2 separate regions of the Mus musculus genome follow, and region 2 is linked to region 1. Evidence: chromatin loops called from intact Hi-C (ENCODE). Cell type or tissue: left cerebral cortex. All regions are shown on one strand. Each heading gives the region's core, and the rest is flanking DNA. Links, peaks and the distances in the headings are about the cores only.

The links. Peaks named below come from ENCODE experiments on the same cell type or tissue, not always from the same donor. Only the 100,000 strongest peaks of a DNase experiment are listed, where the experiment ranks them.
Region 2: a loop joins it to region 1, with 2.1 times the contacts of the local background. A loop is called at or near these places in 5 of 42 quality-filtered maps.

The regions. Positions count from the first base shown.
Region 1 is chr9:22,996,048-23,004,052 of GRCm38, reverse strand. Gm36743 (a long non-coding RNA gene) reads right to left here and starts at 7,619. Exons shown (of 8, transcript XR_379189.2): 1 at 5,477-7,619. In left cerebral cortex, for the core only: no CTCF peak of the experiment used is centred there; a DNase peak (open chromatin) is centred at 3,660.
Region 2 is chr9:22,554,863-22,559,862 of GRCm38, reverse strand. The region is part of intron 5 of Bbs9 (Bardet-Biedl syndrome 9 (human)); the gene reads right to left. Among named protein-coding and RNA genes, the nearest start is that of Bbs9, 82 kb to the right of the region's middle. In left cerebral cortex, for the core only: a CTCF peak has its summit at 2,318 (motif pointing left); DNase peaks (open chromatin) are centred at 2,303, 2,578 and 4,340.

The sequences.
Region 1 (8,005 bases), core at 1,780-6,779:
CCCCCCTACAACCCCAGACCTCCTAGGGCCTAGAATGACCCCATCCTTCGTGAAATTTCAGATACGACTGACAGGAATGTTAGAATGACTTCATGTTCGGACAGACCTGTACCAGCTCCTGAGGAAAACGGGGTCAGTCACAGAACAGCTCCTGTGCTGGGTCCCACTCTCTGCAGGAGGGATGTAAAATGGGACCAACTCCGACTGAGTGTGCCACAAGCCACACCATTTACGTGAAATATACGGTGCTGGGCCCGCCACACAGCTGACTTAGCTTTGATCTTGGTCAATTGTTGAATCCTGTGTGACCAAAGAATTCTTTACAAAGAGTTATTTCAACTCTCCGAGTTAATGAAAAGCCAGTCAGTACAATTTATGGACATAAGAGACGGGGGAGAGTCATAAAAAGATCCCCGGGAGCCCTTAATGTGACAGTCATCATGGTCTGTGTGGCTCTCAAACTCTACATTTTTCCCTCAGATTTATCGGGTTTATTAGAATTTGTTCCTCTCAACACTGGGGTTTGTGGAGGCAGTCCTCGAGAGAGGAGGAAAATGGGTGTGAATCAAAGTGTACCAAATGGATAGGATAAAGTCAAAGCAGCAAGCCACAGTGACTAGGCAGTGGCCAACCTCACGTGTGACTGCCCCATCCCAGCAGGGACACTTCTGCACAGCTATTGCCACAGGGTGGGGTGGGGCTTGGTTGATTGGAACCAAAGGCACCAAGTTCTACAAAGTCAACCTGACTTGGTGTGGGGTGCTTCTGCCTCCCTGCCTGCTTCATGGTAAGTGACACATTCCTAGGGGCAAGGGGACCTGGGAAGTGCCTACACAGCTCTCCTGAAGCTGTGTCATAAACACAGTGACTGCAGGGGACATTGGAAGAGAGACTGGAGCAAAATGGATTAAGATATGATCACCCACAACAAGGAGAACCACTCTTTCTAAAGCACAGAATTCTTCTCTCTCATGCATCCTTTGCCCTAAGAGATTAAAGCGGCAGTGGTCCCCAGGAGCTCTTCCTCCGTGGTAACAGGATGTCTGAAATCTTTTGCTGGTTTCACTCTCAGTAATAAACTTCCCTTCAGCAGGTTAGCCTCTACATAGCCATTGGGTTGTGCTGGTCTGGATAATTGTTATACTGCAGGGAAGGAATCCTAAACTGAATCTTGAGTGCTTAGGTCCAGCATCCAATGCTCTGGAGTCCTCTTTCTTGCCAGCTCTCCCATTCTGCCTGGGAACTTTGCATTTTGAATTATTTTCCAAGTTCCAGGATCTTTGTGGGGATAATCATAGCATCTCTTCCTTGAGTTTTGATAAGAACCAATGAGATAATAGATGATAGATTCATATTCACAGAAACTCTCAGTAAATTTAATTCCCTAAAACTAGGTACCTAGGAGAAAATGAAGTCTTTTGCACTTGATTTTAAGACACTTTCCAATTTGAGTCGGAATGGGTCATTGCAAGACAAAGCAAATGAAATAATAGGGCTGAGTGCACTACAGTAGTGGGGCCCTTGTTTACTCTGTAGGTAACCCACATGCCATCCCCAGCACCACAGAAAAACAAGGAAACAAATCCATGATGGGTAAACCATACCCATCTATGACTTGACATATAAGTTTCCCATAGCTATTCTCTGTCTGTGTCTATGTATGTGTGGTACCATGTTAGAACTTAACGTACTTCACTCAGCTTTTTATTTTCAAAAAAACATGCCCTAGCTAACTTTAACTTGGCACAACCTAGAGTCACCTTCAGGGTATCTCAATGAGGGATTTCCCTGATTAGATTGGTCTGTGGGCATATCTGTGGGGGATTTTCTTCATTGGTCACTGATGCGGGTGGGCCCAGCCCACTGAGGGCAGCACTACTCCCTAGGTAGATAGACTTAGGCTGTATAAGCCAACTAGTTAAACATGAGTCTGAAGCAATACTCCGTCATGGTTTCTGCTGTACTTTGTTGGGTGTAAGTGAGTTCCTTGTTCAGAGGTAAAGTTGTGTAGAGTAGCAAGCAGGCCTTCATCAACTTCCTACCTTGAGTTATTGCTCTGATTTTCCTCATCAATGGACTGTAATCTGTAAGCTGAAATAGAGCTTTTTTCCCCAAGTTGCTTCTTAGTCACGGTGTTTATCATAGCAACGATAATCAAACCAGAACAAAACGTAATGGAGCACTCAGTGATGTGTGACTAGTTTATGGGCTGAAAAATAGAAAGTGTCAAACTTTTCACTTAAACTCATATATTGTTTGTAAAGATTTATTTATGTGTATATGAGTATTCTGCCTGTATGTGTGTGAGTACACCATTTGGGAGGCCAGAACGGAATATCAGGTCCTATGAAACTAGCTTTACAGATAGATGGTTGTGAGTCACCATGCGGTGCTGAGAACTGAGCCCAGGTCCTCAAAAGAACAGCAAGAGCTCTTAGCCACTAAGCCATCTCTCCAGCCCCAAACTCCTTTTTCACCAAACCCATGCTTATTGTAGAAGCATGGTATTTGTTTTCAGTTTGCTTCATTTATAAAATTTGATTTACAATTTTATATGAATACTAATAAAATTAATATAAAGATAATTATATGAGTATAAATAAAATAATATAAAAATAATATCAATACAATATTAATATCTTATCATATTCTTAAATAAATGTAGGATTTTGTTTTAATCTGTCCCTTAAAGAAATATCCATGACTTTGACACTGAAGGAACATAAATTCTGAGCTCTTGGGTAACTAGAAACAAGCATGTGGTTAGGGATGGGGATTCAAGAGTTGAGGTTTAGAGAAGGCTACCAAGTCTCCAAGATGGTTTGGGATTTTGGGTTTTTTGTTTTTTTACTTAAAAAGGAAATCCACAAAAATACCTTTTGTCTTAAAAATAACCCATCAATAACTTGTGAATTCTTTTACTCCTGGCTAAGAGTAAGTATCATTAAACCATCCCTGGGGGCTGTTTCTTTTTCTTCTCTATCCAACATTCCATAAAACAAAAGCCAGTTAATCTGTGAATTTCTACCCTCCTCCAATACCATTTTTAATAGACAAACAGTCCCCTGGGTTCCCCAAATTCCTTCCCTGGCAGCACAGATGGAAGTGGATAGCTAAGATGTAAGAGCAAACCTTGCTAGGCTCTCCTCCACTGGGACCCAGAAGGCAGAGCTGGGTAGATGTATTCGTTTGCTGAGGCTGCTGTAACAAAAAACCCTGACTGATTAGCTGAAACCACAGAGCTACAGTGAGAGTCCTGAGAACCCTGAGGGAAGGGTGTGTTCCAGGCTATGTCTTTATATTCTACCTTCTTTCTTTGATAGAGTGTGTTTAAATTCACCTTTCGACTCTGAAATCTGGTCTGGGAAGTTGGCACTAGCCTCTGAAAACATGAATAAATATCAGCTCCATCATATTATCCCCATTAACACACTGTCTAGAAATGGTATGCAAATGTAGAGAGAGAGTGTCACCTCTGTCCCCTCCCTGGAAGTGATTTTTCTCAAGCATATAGTCTCCCAAACCAATGTAGTCATGTTACAAAATAGTGTCCTGACACACATGACACCTCACTTGTTTTTAGTGAACTTAACACTGAGCTAAAAGGAGAAAGAAGCCGGACAGATGGCAGTAAGGCAGAGAAGTAGCTGCTTCGGTGTGAGTTGCAGTCTGCCGCTTGGCAAGATGGAAATGTTCCCTATTTGGGGCTCATTTTCAGTTCAGCACATGCACATCACTTCCTGGGTACCCCTCATTAGAGTCTCTCCTCAGAAGCCACCTCTCTGCCTCACTAGCAACATGAGCTCTCTGCCTGCTGCCCACCTCCCCAGCACCCTGTCTTTTTGATATGGCCATTGCCCCCTTGCTGATAGTATCCTCAAAAACCTGAATCCTTGAAGAGAGAGGCCATGTTTTATGACAGCAGACCTGGCGATACAAAGAAGAGTGCTTGTCTATGTGCAGTAACAGCAGACCATCAAAACTCAATGGTGGTAAACACTGAGCTGTCCTTATGGAGCAGAAAAGCACAGACCCCCACCCCCACCCTTCTTTCCTGAGATCCAGTTTTTCTGTAAAAATGTCTACCCACAATGCCATCTATCCTGTTAATTAGGTGGGTCCTTGCTGGGACATGCACAGCTCCATATCAGAGACCACAAACGGTATCTCCATCACTATAAAGACAGAAAAGATACTGCAAATAATCTTGAGGCTCTTTTAATCAAAAGTATTAAGTTTTAATCTGTGTCTTCCTTTATCTTACACTATGTTTGCTGAATCTCGAGGTCAAACTGATAGTAAATGCATACACATTTCTTCCTGTACTAATTTATCGTCTATGAGGATTTCTCTGTGGCATTCACAGCTATTTTATTCCGACACATTTCCTTTCATCAAAAATAACTGTATTCGCTGGCCTTAGGAAATCTTAGAAATGTGTTTATACTAAAGCACTCTTGAATTTGACTCTTCAACATGGCCCAAGTCTAACGGGTCTCTTACTTCTATGGCAGCTCCAGTCATCTGAATGTGCTTTTGTGAAATGAAATTCTCTCCCAAGTTGAACTTGGGTTAGGAGGAACAAACAGACTTAGGTTATCTCCTTATCTACGCTCAGGGATGCCAAGAGAGGAAGGGATGACGGCTTTGGGTTCCCATGGAGGAGCCAGCTCAGCATGGGGTGGAAATTTTGGCAACCTGAATTAACTGCCTTCCAAAAAGCTGTCTTCAAGCATCTTCTGGAACCACCTTTGCACTCAAGTTGAAGCTCTTAGTGGGAAAAAGTCAGAAAAGTGTCCCAGAATCTCACGATGTGAGCTGCTTAAATAAAGGTCTAAGTTTGGCCATATCCTTAAAGCTATAAGAGAAGAGAAAATTTGAGTTCTTTATTCCAAAGCATTCTGTCAGGAAACAAAACAAAAACAAAAACAAAAACAACCTCTCCAAGCACTTAAAAACAAACAAACAAACAAACAAACAAAAACCTGCTTTCACTTGCTCCCCAGTTAGTTCTATGGGGCATTGTCCTGAGGCATGCTAGCTAGCCTTCACCTTGAAAAGAGTAAAGATAGCCACCTGATGCATTTTAGGTACAGTGCAGCTAATATCTGCTCCATGTGGATGAGACTAGGTGAAGAGTTGATGAGAACTGGACTCCCCATGCTACCACCCACTCCCATCCTGCCACTGAACCCTACCTAACTTTTATAAAGTGCCCCATTACTGGAGACTCTGGAAACCACTCTTCATCCTGGGGGCAGCAGGGGCAGGGACTAGGGATGATCTGCCGGAGAGGAAAATACAGTGGAGAAATTGCTCTCTGTTCCAGCACTACGCCTATTTGCCTATTGCCATGCCTCCTCCCATACCGTCATGGGCTCACCCCTGAAACTGTAAGCAAGCTGCCAGTTAAGTGTTTTCTGTTATTTAAAAGAAAACAGAACAAATCAACAACAAACAAATAAAAAGAACTCACCCTGCCAAATTGCTTAGTAATTCGAAGTTGCTGATGGAACAGAAACAAAGTCCAGAATGCTTGAATGTTTATGAGCCGTGAAATCTTGGGCATGCTATCGGATCCCAGAAAGCTTTGCGCTCTCATCTGGAGGTGGGAAAAGTACTCATCTCCCAGAGTTATTGCTGAGGACTAGACGAGATAAAATTGCAAGTATGGCCTTTGCTAAGTTCCTGGCACACAGCTCAATCATTAAATGAAGGGTAGCAAGTTCTAAAAAATGTTATTTGATATTTTGATTGACATCTTCGAGTTAACAACTATTTCTCAAGCAATGACTGAGTGCCAAGTGTACTACTGTACTAGCCTCTTGGAATCCATTGGTGAAAGAAACAAAAATTTGCAGTCTGTAGAGCTCACATTTTGGTTGGAGGCACACACATACAAGAATGAATGAATGAACGAATGAATGAATGAAAAACAAGCAAATAATGAATAGGACAAATTGGAGAATGATAATTGACCACTTAAAAGAAACAGGAAAAAATAAGCAATATTAGAATACAAGTGGGGGACATTGGAGTTCCCAGTGTGGAGGGAGAAGGCTGGCTGGGCATCACTGAGTGAGAAATCCGTGGATTGACCAACATTCTAGGGAGGAAGAAGAGTGACTACAAAGTCCTTAAAGCAGGAAGACAATGAATGCATGGAGGAATAGCAAAAAGGCCTGTGTGGCTCAGTAGCAAGGAAGAGTATGGGCTGGTCCAAATGGGAAGGGTACCCACATCAGCTCTTGGTAAAGTTGTGGGCATCCCAAGTGACCTGTGGGGCACAGTAGAGATTTTAGCTTTGCCTTTGAGTAGAATTGGAAGCTATGGCAAGGTTTTGAGGAGAGAAGCAACACATGATTCAGATTTGGAGCACATCAGATCGATATGCTGGAAAGCACACAGACAGGCAATGCTAAGTCAGGGACAGGAGTTTCAGGCAATCGCTATGCTACAGGGAAGCATGGTGATACCTCACAGGAAGCAAAGGTGATGGAGGCAGTGAGCAGAGTTCAGATTCAAGATACATTTCAGAGATACGTCTAATGGGATTTCTTGATGGGTTAGATTTGAGGTGTGAGAGAGAGATAGTTGCAAAGGCTCTAAGTATATAATGGATGAACTATAAAGACATTGCCCTTGGTGAAATAAGCCAGATGCAAAAGACACATATCACAGAACAATTCTGTTTATGTGAACAGGGTGAGGCTATAGAAAATGGACCAGGTCTTGCTGGGGGATGGAGAGACAAAGAGAATGGTGCACAGGGAAAAGATGGCTTTGGGTAATATATGCAAAACATCATGGATTTATTACAAGGTGCTGAGTTACACACCATGAAGTAGTTAAATAATGCATTTTATGTTCTGCTAATTTGACTCCAACAAAGAAAAATAACTTATTTTATTACTCTGGCTTCAACAACTAGAGGATTGGAGTAGCATCCACTAAGGTAAGGAAGCCTTTGGTTGTGGCAGGCTGTAGAGGAAGTTGACCATTTATTTTTGGAAATTTTCAATCTAAATGGTCTTTAAGTACACAAATACAAATGCAAATGTTGAGGATATAATGAATTTAGATTGTCCACCTCTGAGAGGTGTTGGTATACCCAACAGTGAGGAGTTAACCCAATGTCTTTTCTAACTTAGTTTGTGCTGTTATATATGAGCATTTGAGACCAGGTGATTTAGAATATGTAAATTTATTTTCTCACACAATGGAGGCTGGAAAGCCCAAGATCAAGCTCCTAACAGCATCATCTGTCTGTCGACCTCTGTTCTTTGCTTGGCTTTGGCAAGACACCTCAGTCAGTAGGATGCCCACATAAGGACCCAGGTTCAGGTCTCTGGCACCCATATCAAAAGCTGACTGTGTAGCCTGCATCTGTAAGTGGGAAAGGAGAAACTGGAGAATCTCTGGGGTCTGGTGGCCACTGATGCTGTCAAACTGGTGAGCTACAGCTTCAGTAAGAGAGCTTGTCTTGCAAAAATTAAAATGGAGAGTAATAGAGGAAGATATAGTCAGCATCAATCTCTGGATCACAGACAGAAATGTATGTACATGCACAGACACACACACACACACACAAACAAATAAACACACACACACATCCACAAACACATGTACATACACATACAAACACATGCACACATACTCACAAATGCATGCATACACAAGTACACATACATGTGCACACATGTACACACACAAACACATGCACAGATGATGCTTGTTCTGGCATGGTCTGGTGGAGAAGAGCGCTGGGTTCTCATAGGATGGGAGTCCTTGAGGCCAAATGATATCATAAAAGCATGACAGCCAGTGGAAAGGACCAAGGAAACCCAGACATTAAAAATTCGGGGAAAGAAATAAGAAACGGCAAAGGAGATGGAGAAGGACTAGCTAGTTAAGAGCAATGAAAGCAAAAGAGATTAATTACAGTCTCCTCAGTATCCCAAGTCACCTCAGTCATAAAGTCCTAAACAATGTCATGATGTGACAT
Region 2 (5,000 bases), core at 1-5,000, 440 kb after region 1:
ACAGAAGATCTCTAGACTTACCACCTTACGGTATCAAAGACAACTTGAGTGCCAAATTCAGGGAGAGACCCTGCCTCAAAGAACTAGGTGGGGAATGACAGAAGAAGGCACATAACGTGCTCTTCTGGCTTCATAAACATATACAGGTGCATTTACACGTGTAAACATGCACACACAATTAAATAAGTTAACAATCCTCTTTTAAGTATTCTTTGTGCCAAAATCCTATCTGGAAACAGAGAATGAGCTGTCGCTAACTGTGACTTCACTGCCCAAACACACACACATTCATTCACTATGTTCTCATTTATATTCGGTTGCCCTGCCCTCTCAATCTCTCTTCTCTCTCTCTCTCTCTCTCTCTCTCTCTCTCTCTCTCTCTCTCTCTCTCTCTCTAATTCTAAATAATATATGAGAAACAAGATGGATGCCATTACACAATAAAATCCATGTGTTCAAAATTCCTCATCTGAAAGATAAACTCTTAGAGATGGAATGGAACACAGCTGCATCTGTTCATTCAGAAAGCCAGCTAGTTTCAAAGCCAGATAAACTACTCAGGATAATAGGTATAAGAGCTCTTATTCTCTGACTTTCTTCCCTCTCTGACCCCCTTCTCCCCTCCCCCCCACCCCATGTTCCTGGCTGGCCTCTTCTTTCCCCTCCCCTCCCCTCCCCTCCCCTCCCTTCCCCTCTCCCCTCTCCCTTTCTCTCTCTGTCTCTACTCCCTTCTCCTCTCCCCTTCCCATGTCCTAAATAAACTCTATTCTATACTAAAAAAATAATAATAGTCATAAGAAATTCAGAGATCACTTATGAAAACACACAAAATTGTTTATGTTCTCATTTTGTGAACCTATTCTGCATACACAATATTATTAAAAATTAAATCTAGGGGGCTGGTGAGATGGCTCAGCAGGTAAGAGCACCCGACTGCTCTTCCAAAGGTCCTGAGTTCAAATTCCAGCAACCACATGGTGGCTCACAACCATCCGTAATGAGATCTGAAGCCCTCTTCTGGTGCGTCTGAAGACAGCTACAGTGTACTTACATATAATAAATACATAAATCTTTTAAAAAATTAAATCTAAGTAGGGAGAGGTAACTTATAGAGCCCACCTCCAGCAGGAAGACAAATCAAATGAGGGATGGGGTTGCCATCCCACAGTCACAACTCTGACCCATAATTGTTCCTGTCTGAAAGAATTACAGGGATGGAAATGGAGAGGAGCCTGAGAAAAAGAAGGTCCAGTGACAGGCCCAAAGTGAGATTCAGCTCAAGGGGAGGTCCCAACCTGACACTATTACTGAGGCTCACAAATGGAGTGCTCACAAAAAGGGATCTATCGTGACTGCCCTCCAGAAGACCCAACAAGCAGCTGAAAGAATCAGATGCAGATATTTGCACCCAACCAATGGACAGACGCAGCTGAGCCCTGTTGTTGAATTATGGAAGGCTGAAAGAAGCTGAGGAGAAGGGCGATCCTGTAGGAGAACCAGCAGTCTCAATTAACCGGGACTCCCAAGATCTCTCAGATAGGAACACCAATCAGGCAGCTGATATGAAGCCCCCAACACACATACAGCAGAGGACTGCCGAGTCTGTGTTCATTCAGAGATGATGCACCTAACTCTCAAGAGACTGGAGGCCCCAGGGAGTTTAGAGGTCAGGTGGGGTGGGGGTGGGGACATCCATGTGGAGACAGGTGGGTGGGAGGAGGTGTGGGATGTGCAACAGCCGGAGGGTGGGAGAGGAGGAATAAAATATGGAGTGTAAAAAAAATTAACAAATAAAAAATAAAGAATTTAACTTTTAAGAAGAAAAAAAAAACTTAACTCTACCTCTGATCTGAAATGGCTAGCCAAACTGAATTAGATGATACTTCGTGAACTTCTGTCGCAGGGCTCAGAGTACCGATTACCACTGTTTAATATATCACATCGTGCTTTTCCTTAAAGAAAGCAGTTAAATGCATCTTTAACAAAGGTCACAAGCACAGACCTGCCACAACAATCAAGCCGCCCAAGCAGCTAATTTATTAGCAGTATCCTACGAGCCCCAGACGCAAGGGCAGATCGGTCCAAAGAGCCTCCGGGGGTGTCGGGGTGTCGGTGAGCATCAAGGCAGCCATGGCGGCTCATCACACTCAGGGGAAGCCCCAGAGGGGAGGGGATTTTATTCACTAAGCCAAGGACAAAGGAAAAACTGTTTTCGAATCCTGTTCAGGCCTAGATGAGTAGGTACTTCTGTTACCTACTCCAAGGTAGGCCTCAGGAAATCAAAGGGTGAGGCGAGGGCGCCCTCTGCTGTCCAGCACAGAATCGCGAGTTACCAGGCAACAACTGACTTGGGTTGTTTGCCTTGGACTTTTTTGAGACCATCTCTCTTCTGTCCACTATATCCAGCCAGACATTTACTTTGTAAAAATGTTCCTTACCCATTCCCATATTTTCTGGGATTTTACTATTCTCTATCATTTTGATGCCTTAAATCACTGAAGTGTGGGCTGTGGTGATAAATTCGTGTGTAAAGCTTGCCGCCGTGTAAGCCAACAGTCTGAGCTCAATCCCCAGGGCCACAGGGATTCCTGGGGCTCACTGGTTGGCCAGCCTCACCTACTTGGAGATTCCAGGCAAATGAAAGGCTCTGAGAAACATAAAGATGGACAGTAACCGAGAAATGATGCCAAGGTTGTTCCACGGGCACATACGTAACTGCACATGAGAACACACACACACTCACCCTCACTCACGCACACGCACATGAATGTTGTATCATGTATAAATGTAAAGCTATGCAGGGCCACTTACATGTGTCAAATGAATCTTTCTTAGTGAAAGATTCATTTGACACATGCTCTGTGCTCTCCATTTCACTGAGATCACACAAAGAGGAAAGTAATTGAAGAACACAGAAGTGAAGTTGATTTGAGGAGAACAAGGATGGCAGTCAACGATGTCTCGTCTCACATACTCCGGTGAAATTACCGGAATCAAAGATTTTACCATAATCTCCACGAAAGTAGTGCCAGCCCGCTTGTCATTGGCTCAGCCGAGCAGCTCCTCTGTAAGGGAAGAAGGTCAAGAACCATTGTCCTCCTGTGGCGGGAACTGAGGCTCAGGGAAGCTCTGTGGTCTGCTAAGGGACACACAGCAGCCGAACAGCAGTGTCACGGCTCACGGCTGTCTCTCCAGCTGCACAGATCCACACAGCAGGCACCTAATGAGATCTCTTTAATTCCATATTTAAGGTAGCCTACCATCACAACTGCATGTCATGGACTTATGACATCAGATTTAAGTATAAAATATTAAGTATTTTATTGGACAGATAAAGCCTGATATAGTTGCTCATCAACAATTAAATTATAAAAAAGGAAAGAAATATCAAGTAACACCTACTCTCTGTGTTGAATAAAATATTTGTTAAAAGCAGAATTTAAAGTATATCAATATGCTGCCAAGAAACAAAGGAAATAAAATTCAGAAGCCAAAACCGAAGTGAAAGTGGAATCCACAAAGGTACACAGAGCCCTCGGGACATTTTCCTAAGCCAGATAATCTAAACATAAGCTTTCGTTTTCATGCTCTCAAATGACACACAGAAAAGGGGAGGATGGGGCGGAGCTGCCCAGGACAGAGCCCCCCACCACGCTCCAGACAAACCTAAGACCACAAAGAACTTGACCCCTAATATGAACAGAATTCAGAAATAGCATTACCTCAACCAAAGGGGAAAGAAAAGAAAATGCACACATCAGAACTTGGAACCAGATGAAGGGGGAAAAATCTCTCTTAAGAATTCATAAAATTTATTCTGTAATGTAATTCATTAATGTAAATTTACTGACTAAACCATTCTATCAGATAGCCAAAAAATAAATAAATAAATAAATAAATAAATCTGTGAATTTAGAATAAAATGGTCCAGGGCTAGAAATACAACCAAGCATATAACCAAAGAAAGCTCAAAGATTAAAGGACCACACCAATCACTCACACGAATAAAGTTCTGAAAACTCGACCTCAGTCAAAACCACATCATACAGGGACCTGAGAGAGACACGAGCGGGAGACAGCAACAGTGGGATTAGACTCACAAAGACTTCACATACTGAAAATGACAGAACATAAGAATATGACATTCCTAAGCTTAAGGAAATTAAGGTAGGCATTAAAAATATGGCCAAGGGCAAGCTGAGCAAGCCCAGAGGTACATGTGCCACAACAGAAACCAACTCCAAATGTGTCCACCATGTTTCCCTCTTCGATTACAACCTTAAACTGGGCATGCTGAGGAACATACCCTCTAATGAGCATGCTCAGGGCTGTGCCCAATCTAAAGCACTCCTATGAATATGTATAAGCGCCCAAATAAAATCTCGGAATTTCCTTTGCTCACAAGAAGCATTGCTTCCAAAATAAATCACATCTCTCCTCTCCTACTGGCTCTTTTAAAATATATACAAATGTATTATGTATGACTGACATACAGTAAGAGATTCTTGTAGGTGGCAGACTTTATCAGAATGTATGGGGACGACTGCTGGAATAGAGTTAACCAAGTGAGCACAAGTCCAAGAGCAGGGTTAGAGGGGACCCAGGGCTAGCTAGACATAGTGGCACCTGAGTGTGATCGCAGCCCTCGGGAGGCTGAGGGAAGATAGCCTCCAGTTCAAGGCTAGCCTAGGCTACAGAGACACACTGTCACACAGAATTTGTCACGCTAAATGCCAGTGATGTAGGAAAAAGAAAAGTAAATCTAAATAAATTGTGCAAAATGCATCTCAGAAATAGAGAGGAGATGCTGTGAAGTTAAACTCCCAGCAGGACGAGCCGGACTGCGTGCACACAGCTGGGCTGGGACAGAGCCACTGGGGGAGCTTCAATGACACAGGGAACCCCAAACAAATAAAAGTCACTAATAAATAGAAATAAATAAATAAATAAAGGACAAATAATCACTGAGCATTGTTTAGAATTATTGGACATCAGAACCT